Linked DNA regions of Homo sapiens: regions 1 and 3 are each linked to region 2. A link is an interaction called in ENCODE POLR2A ChIA-PET data of the cell type or tissue named here. Cell type or tissue: B cell. All regions are shown on one strand. Links, peaks and the distances in the headings refer to the core of each region. The heading gives the core; the rest is flanking DNA. Region 1 overlaps MAPKAP1 (MAPK associated protein 1). Region 2 holds the start of ARPC5L (actin related protein 2/3 complex subunit 5 like). Region 3 overlaps NEK6 (NIMA related kinase 6).

Region 1 (4,780 bases), core at 2,174-4,673, 750 kb after region 2:
TAGTTTCTCCCAAACCCACATTCAATTTTACACTACTCCATGTACAATGTGAGATGTTTCACATTTAACACTCTATTAACAGCATCTTGAACATTTCTGGAAAGAGAATAACTAAAATTAAAAATGGCTACCATTTACTCTGTGCCTGGCACTGGGCTGAGTGTGCCACATAAATTCTCTCTTTTGATCTTCAAAACAGCCCCCACTTACCCTATTTTACAGATAAACTGCTAAGAGGTGAAAGAAATTGTTAAAGGTCACACAGCCAGTAAGATAACTCAGATGGAAACCCGCCTCTGACTGACTCAAAAGACCACAATCTTAACTTGACAACAATTCTTCCCAAAACCAATATATTTGAAAAGCTTTTTTGGAGGGAAAGTTCTTATTTGAAAAAACATCTTCTTACATTTTGAATCAACATTTGCATGAAATAAAGAGCCATGATATGTGTAAACACAAACTCTTTCTCTTCATTCTGTAATATATATTCCTCTCCCACAGCATTTAATACAACACACTAAAAACTATTTTACTATAGGACTTGTATTTCAACCATATGGCAAAGTATGTATCCTGACCAACCCTCAAACAGAAAACAGTTAAACATATTTATGAAATATAAAAAGAGCTATTTTATCTGACTCAATACACTGGTTGGCAACTTTTTAAGGCAATCACAAAAGCACAAAGACTAAGTGAAAAGAGAATCTAGAATGAAAAACAGAACATAATTTTGCCTTAATGATGGTACTTGCCAAACAAGGTGACATGAAGTGTCAGTTTTCTTGGTCAGCAGGCTATAGGGAACAGTCTATCTATAACCTATAATAAGACCGTGATACCCTCCTCACAACCCACCACCACCAAAGACCTACATGTGAGAGTAAATTAGAATTAAGGTTTCCCGACTGACCTCCAGCAAGGTAAAACTGCCTGTCTTCCCCCAAAATTATTTTCTTCCTCAGACTTTATAAACATAAACGAACCTTCATATGAAATTTCTATCCCAAATTCGTATTATTTGATGGACCAGAAAGATTTTAAGCCAAGAATTTAAAGTGGTCCTGAGGTGGTAGTGCCCCCAGGTTCTAGGTAGAAGCAAACGCAGATCCTATTGGGAAAAACCTAAATGACTCAAATAATTCCAACAGAAAAATTTGCAAGAAATAATTTGTTCTATCTCCAAATCACAAAACATAGAAGGCATCATGAAATAGGCCCAGAAAGACTGGAGTTAACAGTATGATCAGAAGCAAAATATAAAATAAATGTGTAAGCAAAAATGTGGAGTAAGTGCAAGAGACTATAAAAGATTATCCAAGGTGTGATATATTATGGTTGAGTAGGAGAATGTCGCTAGGAGTGAATGTCAACTTTTAAAGATTAAATAAAGCATAAATAAAGCAAATATGACAAAATGTTAACAATTACTGAATACAGGTGCTACACATAAGGGTGCTCACTGAACTTTTACTAATAAAATTACTACACTTTTCGTAATAGTTTTTTAAATTACCAAGCAGATTTTTACAAGATCAAAATCAGACTTCTAGAAATTAAAAATACAACAACTAAAATTGGAAATGCAACATATGGGTTCCACAGCTGAGGAGAGAATCTGTTAGGAAGATATGAGTTGAAGAAATTACCTAGAATGCAACCCAAAGAGACACAGAGATAGGAAATAAGAAAGAGAAATTAAGAGATGAGAAGGATAAAATAACACATTCTGATAGGTGTAGCTAGAGTTTCAGAAGAAGAGAAAAGAATAACTGGTTCGGAGGCAATGTCTGAAAAGACAGTGGCTGAGAATTTTCCAGAATGATGAAAGACACTAATATGCAGATTCAGAAAGCCCAATGAATGCAAAAGAAGAAAAATAGGAAAGAAGATCTGTATCTTAAAACATCAAAATGAAATTGCATCTATACCAGACAAATATCAACCAAATGGAGCAGGTGTAACTATTTGAAAGGGAGGAAAACTTCACTAGAGTTAATCACAAATGACAAATGGTTCAATTCACCAGGAAAAAATAGCAATTCTGAAATTGTGTGAACATAAAAGCATAACATCACAATATACAAAGAAAAAATAGTCACAATTAACAAGAAAAAATGGACAGTCTATCAACAGCAGGAAATTCAAGCGTATTTCTGTCTAACTGATGGCTTGGACAAAAATATCTGTAAAGAAAATTTTAACAGATTTACAGATTGAGTATCCCCTATTCAAAATTATTGGGACCAGGAGTGTTTCATATTTAAGATTCTGAAATATTTACACTATACTTATTGGTTGAGTAACCCTAATCCAAAAATCCAAAATGTAATATGCTCCAATGAGCATTTCCTTTGATCATGCTCCAAAGGAAATGCTTGTTTCTAAATATTTTCTGATTTCTGTTATTTTTTGATACATGAGTTACTTATAAGCGCTCAAAAAGTTTTAGATTTTGGAGCATTTTAAACTTCAGATTTTCAGAGTAAGAATGCTCAACCTGTAACAGTCTTGACCTAATGACAATATTTAGAATATTGCAACCAACAGCAGCTAAAATCACATTCTTTCCAAGTTCACATATAATATTTATAAAAGGTGACCTATATTAATGGGCATACAGCCATGCTCAACGAATTTCAAATAACTGGTAGTGTCACAGCTTCTGTACAAATTCTTTTAGTTTTTTTTTAAATTTAAAATTTTTATGTTAGCTCTTTAATGGGGGGCGGCATGTGGAGTAAGATTGGAAATTAAACTTATCTACTAACAATCAGTTGTTGTAGAACCACAATAAACTGAGTTCCTAAACGCACTGTCTATTTCCTGATTCCCTATTCTTTCTGAAGCCATCTGTCCTGCAGTGTTTTTGAACAGGCCAGCATTCATGTACAAATCTTTATGTGAATGAACTTATGTTTTTAATTCTGTTGGGTAAATAGAGGCTCTATCAATTAAGAGATCCTGATTCCCAAAGGGAGAACACTTCCACTGGGAGACACAGCAGAAGTACCACTAAATGTTAAAACTATGGCTGCAGCCCAGGTTCCTCATGCCAAGGGACATCAGGCAAGAAGGAAAGTCACCATCCTCACAGGAGTGACTGACACTCATCAAAAGAACATGAGGCTGTTACACAATGGAGGCAGGAAGAAACACATCTAGCCAGTAAATCCATTGGGGTATCTTATTACTTTTACCCAATTTTAGTGGTTAATGGACAAATGAAGCAGCTACATCCTGAGAAAGGTAAACAGAGGCTTGGGCCCTCAGACATAAGGATCTGGGTCATCATACCATTTAAGACCTAGACCAGCCAAGATGCTAACTAACCAAGGTTGACAGGACTAGAATAAATACTTGAAGAGACAGATGAGTGTTAGTCATGACCTCAAGACCAGTGGTAGAAACAGGACTGTAGATCATTATACTAACCCTCTTTGTATAAATTTCCCCAAAGAAACGAAGTCCAACGCAGACCTGAAGGTGTGCTCCCAGAACTTAACATGAAGCCAGTAAACCCAAGCAGCACCAAGGGTGGACTGTACCACCCAGATTCCCTCTTTTCAGGAATAAAGCGCATATTTCCCAACTGCTGGAAGGAATGCTGGCTGATGGCTATCAGCTGTTAGTCCTTTCCTGCAATTGTGCTGGCTGACAGAGTCACCTTGCCAAGACTGCACCTCCTTCTCACGACACTCAGAATCCAATGATAGGTTAGATGCAAGAATGTAAGAGGCCTGACCCCCTTACCCTAACTTGGGACAACTGTGAAGGTCCATCCAGCTGCAGAGTACTCCATGGTGTCAGGTGAGGCCTTGTTACGACTGCATCACAGTCCCAACTCCTCCCTCTACCCAATTCTGTTTTCCTCCCTTTTCCACACAGATGCTAATCCAGAAAACACTCCCTAATACATTTCCTGCATGTTAATCTCCATTTCAGAGACTGCTTCCCAGGAGAACCCAACCTGTGACAACAATAGTTTACTTTTATTAGCAGGTTCCGCCAAACATTCAAAGAACAGATAATGCTAGAATTACCCATACTATTTAACCTTACTGAAAAAGAGCAATTTCTTTTTTTTTTTTTTAAGACGGAGTCTCGCTCTGTCACCCAAGCTGGAGTGCAGTGGCGCGATCTCAGCTCACTGCAAGCTCCGCCTCCCAGGTTCACGCCATTCTCCTGCCTCATCCTCCCCAGTAGCTGGGACTACAGGCGCCCGCCACCACGCTCGGCTAATTTTTTGTATTTTTTAATAGAGACGGGGTTTCACCATGTTAGCCAGGATGGTCTTGATCTCCTGACCTCGTGATCCACCCGCCTCGGCCTCCCAAAGTGCTGGGATTACAGGCGTGAGCCACCAGGCCCGGCCAAAAAAGAGCAATTTCTAAATCACTTTATAAGGTTAGAAAAACCTCCATATCCAAACCTGAGAGTGTAAGAGAATAATCTTACAGGCCAGGTTTACTTGTGAACAAAGATCCTAAATAAATATTAGCAAACCAACCCAGCAAGATATAAAAACTAGAATATTTGATGACCAAAGCTGAGTTTATTGTATCAAATACTAGGTTGGTTTAACATAAGATGATAAATCAATATAATAATCATATTAAAGCTAGGCGTGATGGCTCATACTTGTAATCCCAGCACTTTGGGAGCCCAAGGTGGGCAGATCACCTGAGGTCAGGAGTTCGAGACCAGCCTGGCCAACATGGTGAAACCCTGTCTCCACTAAAAACACAAAACTTAGCCGGGTGTGGTAGCAGGCGCC
Region 2 (4,160 bases), core at 286-2,785:
GGGAGCCCCGGCTCCGCCTCATCTCCCCCGCCCCCGAGGAACGCCGTGGTACTGCCCGCCCCGCCTGGTAGGGCCGGAGCCCCGCCTTGTAGTGCTCGCCTCATTCACGGCACCCCTGATAGCGAGGTCGGCGTCACGGTGTAGGCGCGCAGTTGGGGAAACCGAGGCCCAACGTGGGCGGCAGCTACCAGAGATGGCACACGGAGGACTCAAATTCGTCCATTCAGTCATTCGTTCATTCATTCCTTCGGGAAACCTTGCAGATCTCCCAATCTGGGCAACTCTGAGCTGGGCGCCAGTAGTCTGGGGGTGCTGACGGGAGGAGGGGCCAGAGTTTTCAAAGACGATTAACCGAGGCTCACGTCGCGGAGGAATTTAAAGCGCGAGATGGACGGGAGGGGCGGGCTCAGGCAGTTATAATCCAACTCCATAAAGGTTCTGGGGAGGCAGTATATGGAACTGCAAAGAGCATTTACACCTTTTTTTTTTTTTTTTTTTTTGAGACAGAGCTTCATTCTGTCGCCCAGGGTGCCAGGCTGGAGTGCAGTGTCGCGATCTCGGCTTACTGCAACCTCCGCCTCCCGGGTTCAGCGATTCTCCTGCCCCAGCCTCCCGAGTAGCTGAGTAGCTGGGATTACAGGCATGCACCACCACGCCTGGCTAATTTTTTGTATTTTTAGTAGAGACGGGGTTTCGCCATGTTGCCCAGGCTGATCTTGAACTCCTCAGCTCAGGTGATCCCCTCGCCTCGGCCTCCCAAAGTGCTGGGATTACAGGCGTGAGCCACCACGCCTGGCCCCAGCCTTTATTTATTTTTTTTATTTTTTAATTTTTTTTTTCAGACAGGGTCTCGCTCTGTCACCCTGGCTGGAAGGCATGGCGCGCTCTCCGCCCACCAAAACCTCCGCTTCCCGGGTTCAAGCAGCCCTCCCACCTCAGTCTCCCGAGTAGCTGAAACTACAGGCACAAGCCACCAGGCCTGGCTAATTTGTTTATTTTTTGTAGAGCTGTTGCCCAGGGTGGTCTCCTGGGCTCAAGCAATCCGCCCTCCTCGGCCTCCCAGAGTGCCTAGGATTACAGGGGTTAGCCACCTCGCCTGGCCATACAGCCTTTTTTATTTTTATTTTATTTTTTATATATTTTTTGAGATGGAGTCTGGCTCTGTCGCCTAGGCTGGAGTGCAGTGGCGCGATCTCGGCTCACTGCAACCTCCACCTCCCGGGTTCAAGAGATTCTCCTGCCTTGGCCTCCCCAGTAACTGGGACTACAGGTGTGTGCCACTACACCCAGCTAAATTTTTGTATTTTTAGTAGAGACAAGGTTTAGCCAGGCTGGTCTCAAACCCCTGACCTCAAGTGATCCACCCGCCTCAGCCTCCCAAAATACTGGGATTACAGGTGTGAGCCACTGCGCCCGGCTAGTACAGCCTTTTTTAAAGTGAACCTGACCAGGTTTCAAATTCTTGCTCTGCTGCCAAGGTAGTAGTTGAGACTCTTGGGAAATCTCTTCCCCTTTCTTGAGTCTCAGTTTGCTCACATGTGAAATGAGGCATTTATGAGAATTAGAGGAGATATCTGTAAAGCTGTTAACCCGAAATCTGACGCATAACAATGGCTCAAAATATCATTGGTGTTCATGTTCCCAGAGGAAGGAACACTTCAGTAGAGCCCGGAAAGTGAAACGGGAATTCACAAGGCAGGGCATGTTTAGGCTTTCTGATTAATGTCTGCCAACCAGTAGGCATTAATCAGCACTCCAGTGCCACTCCCTTGCCCTTAATAAAGACATGCCACCTCTTAGAGTTATGGTTGAAGCCAGATTGTCCTCTTGTTACTACCAGCTGTAACCACCCACAAGGAGACTTCTCCCATCTCCTATGAGTAGCAACCTCTGTGCAATCCTTTCCTTAGCCCCAAACAGGCTGAAATAAAATGATGCATTTATGTGTCTATTTCCACAGCCAACCTAGAAGTTCTCTGGGGACAGAACCTTGGCGGACAACTGAATTAATTGTTCTAGTCTCCAGGCCCAGTACATGGATGCTTGTTGGATGAATTAATGAACCTTGACCCACACCAAGGTGAGGAAGGCTTTCAGGAGGTGGAGGGATATGGGGAAAAAAGAGAGTAGAGAGAGGGCAATCCCGGCATGGCTTAGACTTTTTTTTTTTTTTTTTGAAATGGAGTCTTGCTGTGTCACCCAGGCTGGAGTGCAGTGGCACAATTTCAGCTCACTGTAACCTCCACCTCCCAGGTTCAAGCGATCCTTGTGCCTCAGCCTCCTGAATAGCTGGGATTACATAGGTGCGTGCCACCATGCCCGGCTAATCTTTGTATTTTTGTTTTTTTCCAAAATGGAGTCTTGCTCTATTGCCCAAGCTGGAGTGCAGGGGCACAATCTCGGCTCTCACTGCAACCTCTGCCTCCCAGGTTCAAGCGATTCTCCTGCCTCAGCCTCCCGAGGAACTGGGAATACAGGCATGCACCACCAAGCCAAGCTAATTTTTGTTTTTTTAGTAGAGACGGGGTTTCACCATATTTCACCTGGCCACCATGTTGGCCAGGCTGGTATTGAACTCTTAACCTTGTGATCCGCCTGCCTTGGCCTCCCAAAGTGCTGGGATTACAGGTGTGAGCTGCCGCGCCTGGCCCATCTTTGTATTTTTTGTAGGGACGGGGTTTCGCCAGGGTGGTCTCAAACTCCTGACCTCAAGAGATCCGCCTGCCTCAGCCTCCCAAAGTGCTGCGATTACAGGCATGAGCCACGGCGCAGTGCGCCTGGACCTTTTTTTTTTTTTGAGACTGAGTTTCATTCTTGTTGCCCAGGCTGGAGTGCAATGGCACAATCTCGGCTCACTGCAACCTCTGCCTTCTGGGTCCAAAGGATTCTTCTGCCTCAGCCTCCCAGCCTGCCTACAGCTACTGTAATCCAAGTAGCTGGGATTACAGGTGCCGCCATGATGCCTGGCTAATTTTTATATTTTTAGTAGAGACGGCATTTCACCACGTTGGCCAGGCTGGTCTCAAACTCCTGACCTCAGGTGATCCACCTGTCTCGGCCTCCCAAAGTGTTGGGATTACAGGTGTGAACCACTGTACCTGGCCGGCATAGCTTAGTCTTAAATGAAAGTCTAGGCCGGGCGTGGTGGCTCACGTGGTGCACGCCTGTAATCCCAGCTACTCTGGAGGCTGAAGCAAGAGAATCGCTTGAACCCAGAGGCAGAGGTTGCAGTGAGCCGAGATCGGGCCATTGCACTCCAGCCTGGGTGACAAGAGGGAAACTCTGTCTAAAAAAAAAAAAAAAAAAAAAGGAAAGTCTAATGGTGCACAGTGCCTTTGCTGTTATATTTTTAAATGCTTAGAGTTAATGACTCTGCACATCTTTTTCGAACCTGAAGTCATTTGTGACTCTCTCTTACACGCCACATCTAGTCAACCAGTAAATTCCAGGTACTCTACCTTCAAAATTTACCCAACTTAAGGCCGGGTGAGGTGGCTCACGTCTGTAATCCTAGCACTTTGGGAGGCCAAGGCAGGTGGATCACCTGAGGTCAGGAGTTCGAGACCAGCCTGGCCAACATGGTGAAACCGTGTCTCTACTAAAAATACAAAAAAAATTAGCCGGGCATGGTGGCGGGTGCCTATAATCACAGCTATTCGGGAGGCTGAGGCAGGAGAATTGCTTCAACCCAGGGGGCAGAGGTTGCAGTGAGCCAAGATTGCGCCACTTCACTCAAGCCTGGGCGAAAGAGCAAAACTCCATCTCAAAAAAACAAAAAACAAAAAAAACAAAATTGGGACTGGGCGTGGTGGCTCACACCTGTAATCCCAGCACTTTGGGAGGCCAAGGCGGGCAGATCATGAGGTCACGAGTTCGAGACCAGCCTGACCAACATGGTGAAAACCTGTCTCTACTAAAAATATAAAAATTAGCCAGGCGTGGTGGTGTGCACCTGTACTCCCAGCTACTTGGGAGGCTGAGGCAGGAGAATCACTTGAACCCTGGAGGCGGAGGTTGCAGTGAGCTGAGGTTGGGCCACTGCACTCTAGCCTAGGCGACACAGTGAGACTCCCTCTTAAAAAAACAAAAAAACAGGTCAGGCGCAGTGGCTCACGTCTGTAATCCCAGCACTTTAGGAAGCCGACGCAGGTGGATCACCT
Region 3 (5,261 bases), core at 1,348-3,847, 560 kb before region 2:
GCCTGTGCACGTGCACACACAGGAGCAGAAGAGGCAGGCAGGACACACACCGTTACCACCTCCAGGGTTCAGAGCAAGGAGAGGTGTAAGATCCAGTATATGAATGCACTTCCATGCATGGACCCCAGTACACATGGACCCTTGCAAGCTCATGCCCCCAAACCTGCTCCAAGCAGGGTCCTTGGACAGAGCCCTCCTGGTGTCTGAGGTCGTGCTTCACTGGCCGGGCCACGATGAGCCACCAGTCTCCATGAAGTGTGGCATTTGACAGGAGGCACAGGAATGACTTCCCCCTAGGTGAAGTTTCCAAAAATTCAGAGGCAAGGGCCCAATGACAGCCTTGGTCAGAAAGGCCACTTGGAACCTCAGAGCCAGCCCATTACAGCAGCCGATCCCTTCCAGCAGGTGCCTGGATTAAAACCAAGCGCTCATGTCTCCCTAGGGTCACAGCCCACATTAGTGAGAGCCTCATCCATGGCCGGGCAGGGTGCGGCACAGCAGCTGGCTTTGCAGAGGCAGCCACGGCTCACGTAGATGATGAAGACGTTTGCTCCAGAGCAGTCCTAAAGAGGCCATGCTGCGTAGGACATAGAGCAGCAATCTTGGGTCCAACAGCCCCAGCTGTGTCATTTACCAGCTGTGTTACCTGGGGCAGGGATGACCCTGGGCAAGTCCCTGCCTCAGGCCCCATGTCTGTCACATGGAGGTGATCACGCCTCCATTGTACAAGTGAGGGTTAGCTTCAATAGCTAAATAGCCTCATAGCTAAAGCCTCAGAGGTCCCTTCCCATGTGCCAGGCTCTGTGCTAAGGAGTTTACAGTGACCCTAAGAGGAAGATCTGACTGTTAGCCCATTTTCCAGATGAAGAAACTGAGACGCAGCATGGTTAGATGAAACCGGGCCAGGACCTGGACTCCTGCAGTCCAGCTCCCCGCCAGCCTCACTGAACCCTGAGGCTTCTCCCAATCTGGTCCCTCGGTGCCTGGGGACACACAGCACACGGCAGCCTAAAGCCAGGAACCTGAGCTGGGAAGCCTCACTGTGCAGCTATCCACAGTGTTTTGCAAATGTAGGGCCCTTGCTTGAGGCAGAAGAAAAGCCCTCTTTGAGGTGGTGTTCAGTGTGGCCTGCAGCTCTGGGTCTTGCATTCCATGGATTTTTGGCCCCTGACTTGGGCTTGGCAGCTACTACCTCATTGTTCTGCAACTTGGCAGGAGCCGCGGGATCCCGGGGACGGGCAGTCCTCAGTGTTACCCCGAGGTGCCTGCACGCATGTGCTAAGGGTCTTTTCCCTGCTCCGTGTGGCTCGTCCTTCCACGTCCCCTTTGCCTTGGCCTTTCTGCATCTGAACCCCCTAAGAAGCAGTTTCTGACAGGAATTTCCAGAGCACAGGGCTTGGGTTTCTGTTGGGGTGTGGACCAATAGAACAAAATGCCCTAAAATCCAATACCCATGGAGAGCCCCAAGAGGCAGTAGATTCCTTGGAACAAAGAGGGAGTTTAGAGTCACTGAGATCTGGATTTGAATCCTTTCTCTGCAGCTTATCAGCCTAATGGCATCGAGCCTCTTCCTCTGAGCCTCGGTTTCCCCATCTATAAAATGGGTCTACCAATAGCCCCGAGGGTGAATGGGAAAGACCTGGCCCACAGGAACCCTCATCCCTTCCTTTCTCCCTTCCTCCTTCCCCCTCGCGCCTCCCCACCTCCTTCCCCTCAGCAGGGACCCTCTCTGGCTCTCGGTGGGTAGGGGCTTGCAGAGTCCTCCGTGGCTGCTGCTTTCCTAGAACAGGGAACATCAACACCTGCCGGCTCCTCCCTGGAGGCTAACGGTGCCGCAGGTTCCATTAGGTTCTGAACAGAGCAGCTCGTAATGACTGGGGTTTGGCAGCAAAGGCACCACTGGGGTAGACAGTGGTGCTGCATCAGCTTGCTGTGGTCAGTGGGGCAGAGTCTCCGGGGGCTCCTGCCCCTGGGGACCCTGTGGAGGAAATGGGCCCTTGTGGTCCGCCAGCCCTGAGATCACCCCTGTGCATCAGCAGCACAGGCCCCATTCTCAAGTGGAGAGAGGGCCCATTCGGGGTGGAGCCAGCTGGAGAGATGATGGTGTTGCTGTGTAAGAACCTGTGGGGAGTGCAGTACCGTAGTTTTGGACAAATATGCAGTTGTTGGTTCAAATCCTGGCTCCTTTTGTCTGTGATCCTTGGGACCCGGGCAAATCTCTTAACCTCTTCGTGCCTCAGTTTTCTCATCTGTGAAATGGGACCATAATAGACCTTACCTCATGGAGTTGTTGACAAAATGAGATGGGCTAATAGAGGTGAAGAGCGTAGGGCAGGGCCCAGCATGATCAGGGCCCTGCAATTATTAGCTCTTATTCCCGGTCCCCCTTGCACTGCTCCTGGAGCCCTGCCCATGTGAGGCCACAGGTGAGCTCCTGAGAGTGTGCAGACCATGGCATCTGGCTGCAGCTGTTGGAGAATGCGGTCAGCGCCACGTGGGGAGGGCAGGAATGACATTCCCAAGCACCCGCTAGGCTCCTCCCCAGTGGGATTTGCCCAAGGTCTCAGCTGGTGAGTGACAGGGTCTAGATTCCACTGCCACAGTTTCCAGTACATGGGAGGCCCCAGGGCAGGTGGGCGGGTAAGCCGATGTGTGCATGGGTCTCGCAGGGGTGACCTGTGGGCCAAGGCTGGTGCCTTCTGAGATAAAGATGGAACCTTCTCACTGAAGACAGTTCTCCACTCTTTCCCTGGAGGTCTCCCTAAGGGCAGAGGACAGTGAGCATGTCACCCTGAGGGGTCTAGGGGTGCAGCTGGAAGCAGCTGCAGAGCCTGCAGGAGGCTCAGTTTTATCTTCAAATTCATGCGCATTTTACATTCTGCTCTCTCTCATATTCCCCCTAACAAAGATGCCTGGGGAAGGTGCTCGTGTTTATCTGTTTATCCTGGGGCTCTTTATACCCTGGGTCTTCCCCTGTGTCACCTTGGGATGTCACCTGCGCTCCAGTGCAAGAACTCGGCACAAATGGTGGAGACACCGAGGGTGCCATTTTCCCATCTGCATTTGAGGGCTTGGCAGGGAGAGCACTGAGCGCTGGGAGACCCAGGTGGGGAGATGAGGCCTGTGCTGAGGCAGAGGCAGGGGTGGGGAGGGAAGAGGCAGGTGCACCCATAATGCCCCTCCGTGTGACACTGATCTGACAGTGCTCTGTGTGCACAGACTAAAAAGACAACAAGAGACCTACTGACTGATCTGTCCACACTAGGATGAACCACATCAAATGGCCAAGTCTGTGGGTCAAAGTTGGTTGAGTTTCTGCAGCTTCCCAAGCAGGAGACTGCATGAGCCAGGCTTGGCAGGACTTGCAGCCAGCGAGGGCCCCCCTGACCCTGAGTTGGGCGTGTTCTGCAGTCCATACCATCCACTTCCCTGCAGTCTCACATCCTGTCATCTATTTTGAGAGAGCAGGTTTACCCCAGAACAGTCTGTGGAAGGTGTGGGGCAGGGAGGAGAGCTGGGCCGCCCTGAGGACACAGAGGGAGAAGGGTGCTGGGAGCCAGCCTGCAAGTTCTGGGGAGCCTCAGGGTGCCTTTGAGGGCACAACTTGGGAGGCCAAGCTCAGCGGGTGAGTTAGGGTTTGGTGGACATCCTTTGACATGTCAAAGGGTGTCACAGATATCCCTGGAGCCTGAGAGGTCTGGTCGGCCCACCACTGTGGCTGGAAACAGACTACAGTGGGGAGGAAGGAAGAGTGACTTGCACCCTGAGACACAGTGGCCGGACCTCTAGGAGCTGGCTGTGACAGCCCGGAGGGTGTTGATGCCTTTCCCACCTCCTGGAACACCCCCGTGTTAATGGGGGCGTGGGTCTACCTGGGAGGGAGTGGCAGGGCTGCTGGCCCAGCAGACCGGGGGAAGACTCTTGGTTTGGAATTTGACTGGGGCATAGGTGACCAGGTGAGACAGCAGGAGGCGGGGTCTGTCTGGAGAGAGATGACGTCTTTGGCTGGGTCCTCCAGAAGCCAAACTTGAGATGGGGATATGTAGGCATGGGATTTATGAAGTGCCCCTGGGAGAACCACTCAGGGAGGAGGGAGGGCAAGGCCAGGAATGGGCAGGAGACGGACCAGAGGTTCCTTCTCAGACAAAACCCGCTGACCGCGCCGGGGGCTCTAGGATACGAGTCACATCTTGGAGGGCCCCGACCTGAGACGGGACTGGCTTTCATTCTCGCCCCCTCAGCTGTTGAATAAGGGCCACCGCAGGGGAGGGGGCTCCATTCCTCAGGACTTCTGGCTCTCCAGGGGTACAGCTGAGCTGCTCCAGGAGCCTAGGCCAGGCCTCAAGGGGTTCTGCCTAGGATGTGGTCACATGAGAGGTGCCCCTCGGGACATCCAGGGCTTGTCTGGGAGAAGGAGCAGCAGCCAGAAACAGGGGCCCCATCACATGTGTGATCTAGTCCCTTCCATGCACACCATGTGGGAGCCCTGGCACACAGGAGGTGCTGCAGAAATGCTTGTGGGGTGAGCGCAGGTCTCTCCTTCTGGGGAGGAGGAGGGCTTTTCCCCTGGCATCAGGAAGCATCCCGGTGGCTGGGTCACACAGGTTCTATGCACATAACCTCAGACCCTGCCCCAGAAGCACTTGTCTGATGGGGGAGGCCAGAGGCTAAAATATTGGGGGAGATGCCCAGATGGCCTTGAGCTCAGGACTGGGCACACAGTGGGTGCTTAACCAGGGGCCTGTGGCTGCTGTGACTACCTATGACCAGCATCTCTGACTCTCCCAGGGCAGCCCAAGCCCTGGAGGCTGAGGGGGGCTGTTCCTTTGCACAGAGGTCTAAGTAGGACGGCAAACAGGACCTCTTGGCCCTGGCCTTCCCTGTGTCACACGTGTGGTGCGCCAGGGCCCAGCCAGGACAAGGACGTAGGTTCCTTCCCACAGCAGCTGTCTGCAGCCTGACCCAGGCCTTTCTCTTCTGAGCACCCAGGCTGCCAGCATGGGTATAGGTGGGGGTGACAATGGGGGATAGGGGTACAGAACTGCTCCCCAAGAAGCAGGGGCAGTGCTGTGGAAAGAACAAGTCTTTGGACTCCAGCAAATGTGGGGTTGAATCCGGTGTCTTCCTTCCTGGCCTTGGGGGCTGCTGATGGACGTTTCCCTGCCTGGAGCCTCTTCCAGTGGGGATAATCCTAGTGACTTAGGACAGTCTAACAGAAGGAGACTGTGTCACCCGGGGGTGTCAAGTTGTAGCCCTGCCAC

What was found. ChIA-PET counts read pairs that join two places held together with the same protein. Peaks named below come from ENCODE experiments on the same cell type or tissue, not always from the same donor. Only the 100,000 strongest peaks of a DNase experiment are listed, where the experiment ranks them.
Region 1: POLR2A ChIA-PET joins it to region 2 with 5 read pairs; 2 of 35 experiments call an interaction of 5 or more read pairs at or near these places.
Region 3: POLR2A ChIA-PET joins it to region 2 with 5 read pairs; 2 of 35 experiments call an interaction of 5 or more read pairs at or near these places.

Annotation. Positions count from the first base shown.
Region 1 is chr9:125,609,720-125,614,499 of GRCh38, forward strand. All of the region lies in intron 4 of MAPKAP1 (MAPK associated protein 1), which reads right to left. Among named protein-coding and RNA genes, the nearest start is that of MAPKAP1, 95 kb to the right of the region's middle. In B cell, for the core only: no CTCF peak of the experiment used is centred there; no DNase peak of the experiment used is centred there.
Region 2 is chr9:124,862,028-124,866,187 of GRCh38, forward strand. ARPC5L (actin related protein 2/3 complex subunit 5 like) reads left to right here and starts at 103. Exons shown (of 6, transcript NM_030978.3): 1 at 103-371; 2 at 1,961-2,080. RefSeq lists enhancers at 1-54, 130-349 and a silencer at 1-109. In B cell, for the core only: no CTCF peak of the experiment used is centred there; a DNase peak (open chromatin) is centred at 1,534; H3K4me3 peaks cover 819 bases; H3K27ac peaks cover 815 bases.
Region 3 is chr9:124,296,533-124,301,793 of GRCh38, forward strand. The region is part of intron 1 of NEK6 (NIMA related kinase 6); the gene reads left to right. Among named protein-coding and RNA genes, the nearest start is that of NEK6, 41 kb to the left of the region's middle. RefSeq lists enhancers at 1-779, 2,594-3,499. In B cell, for the core only: no CTCF peak of the experiment used is centred there; no DNase peak of the experiment used is centred there; H3K27ac peaks cover 339 bases.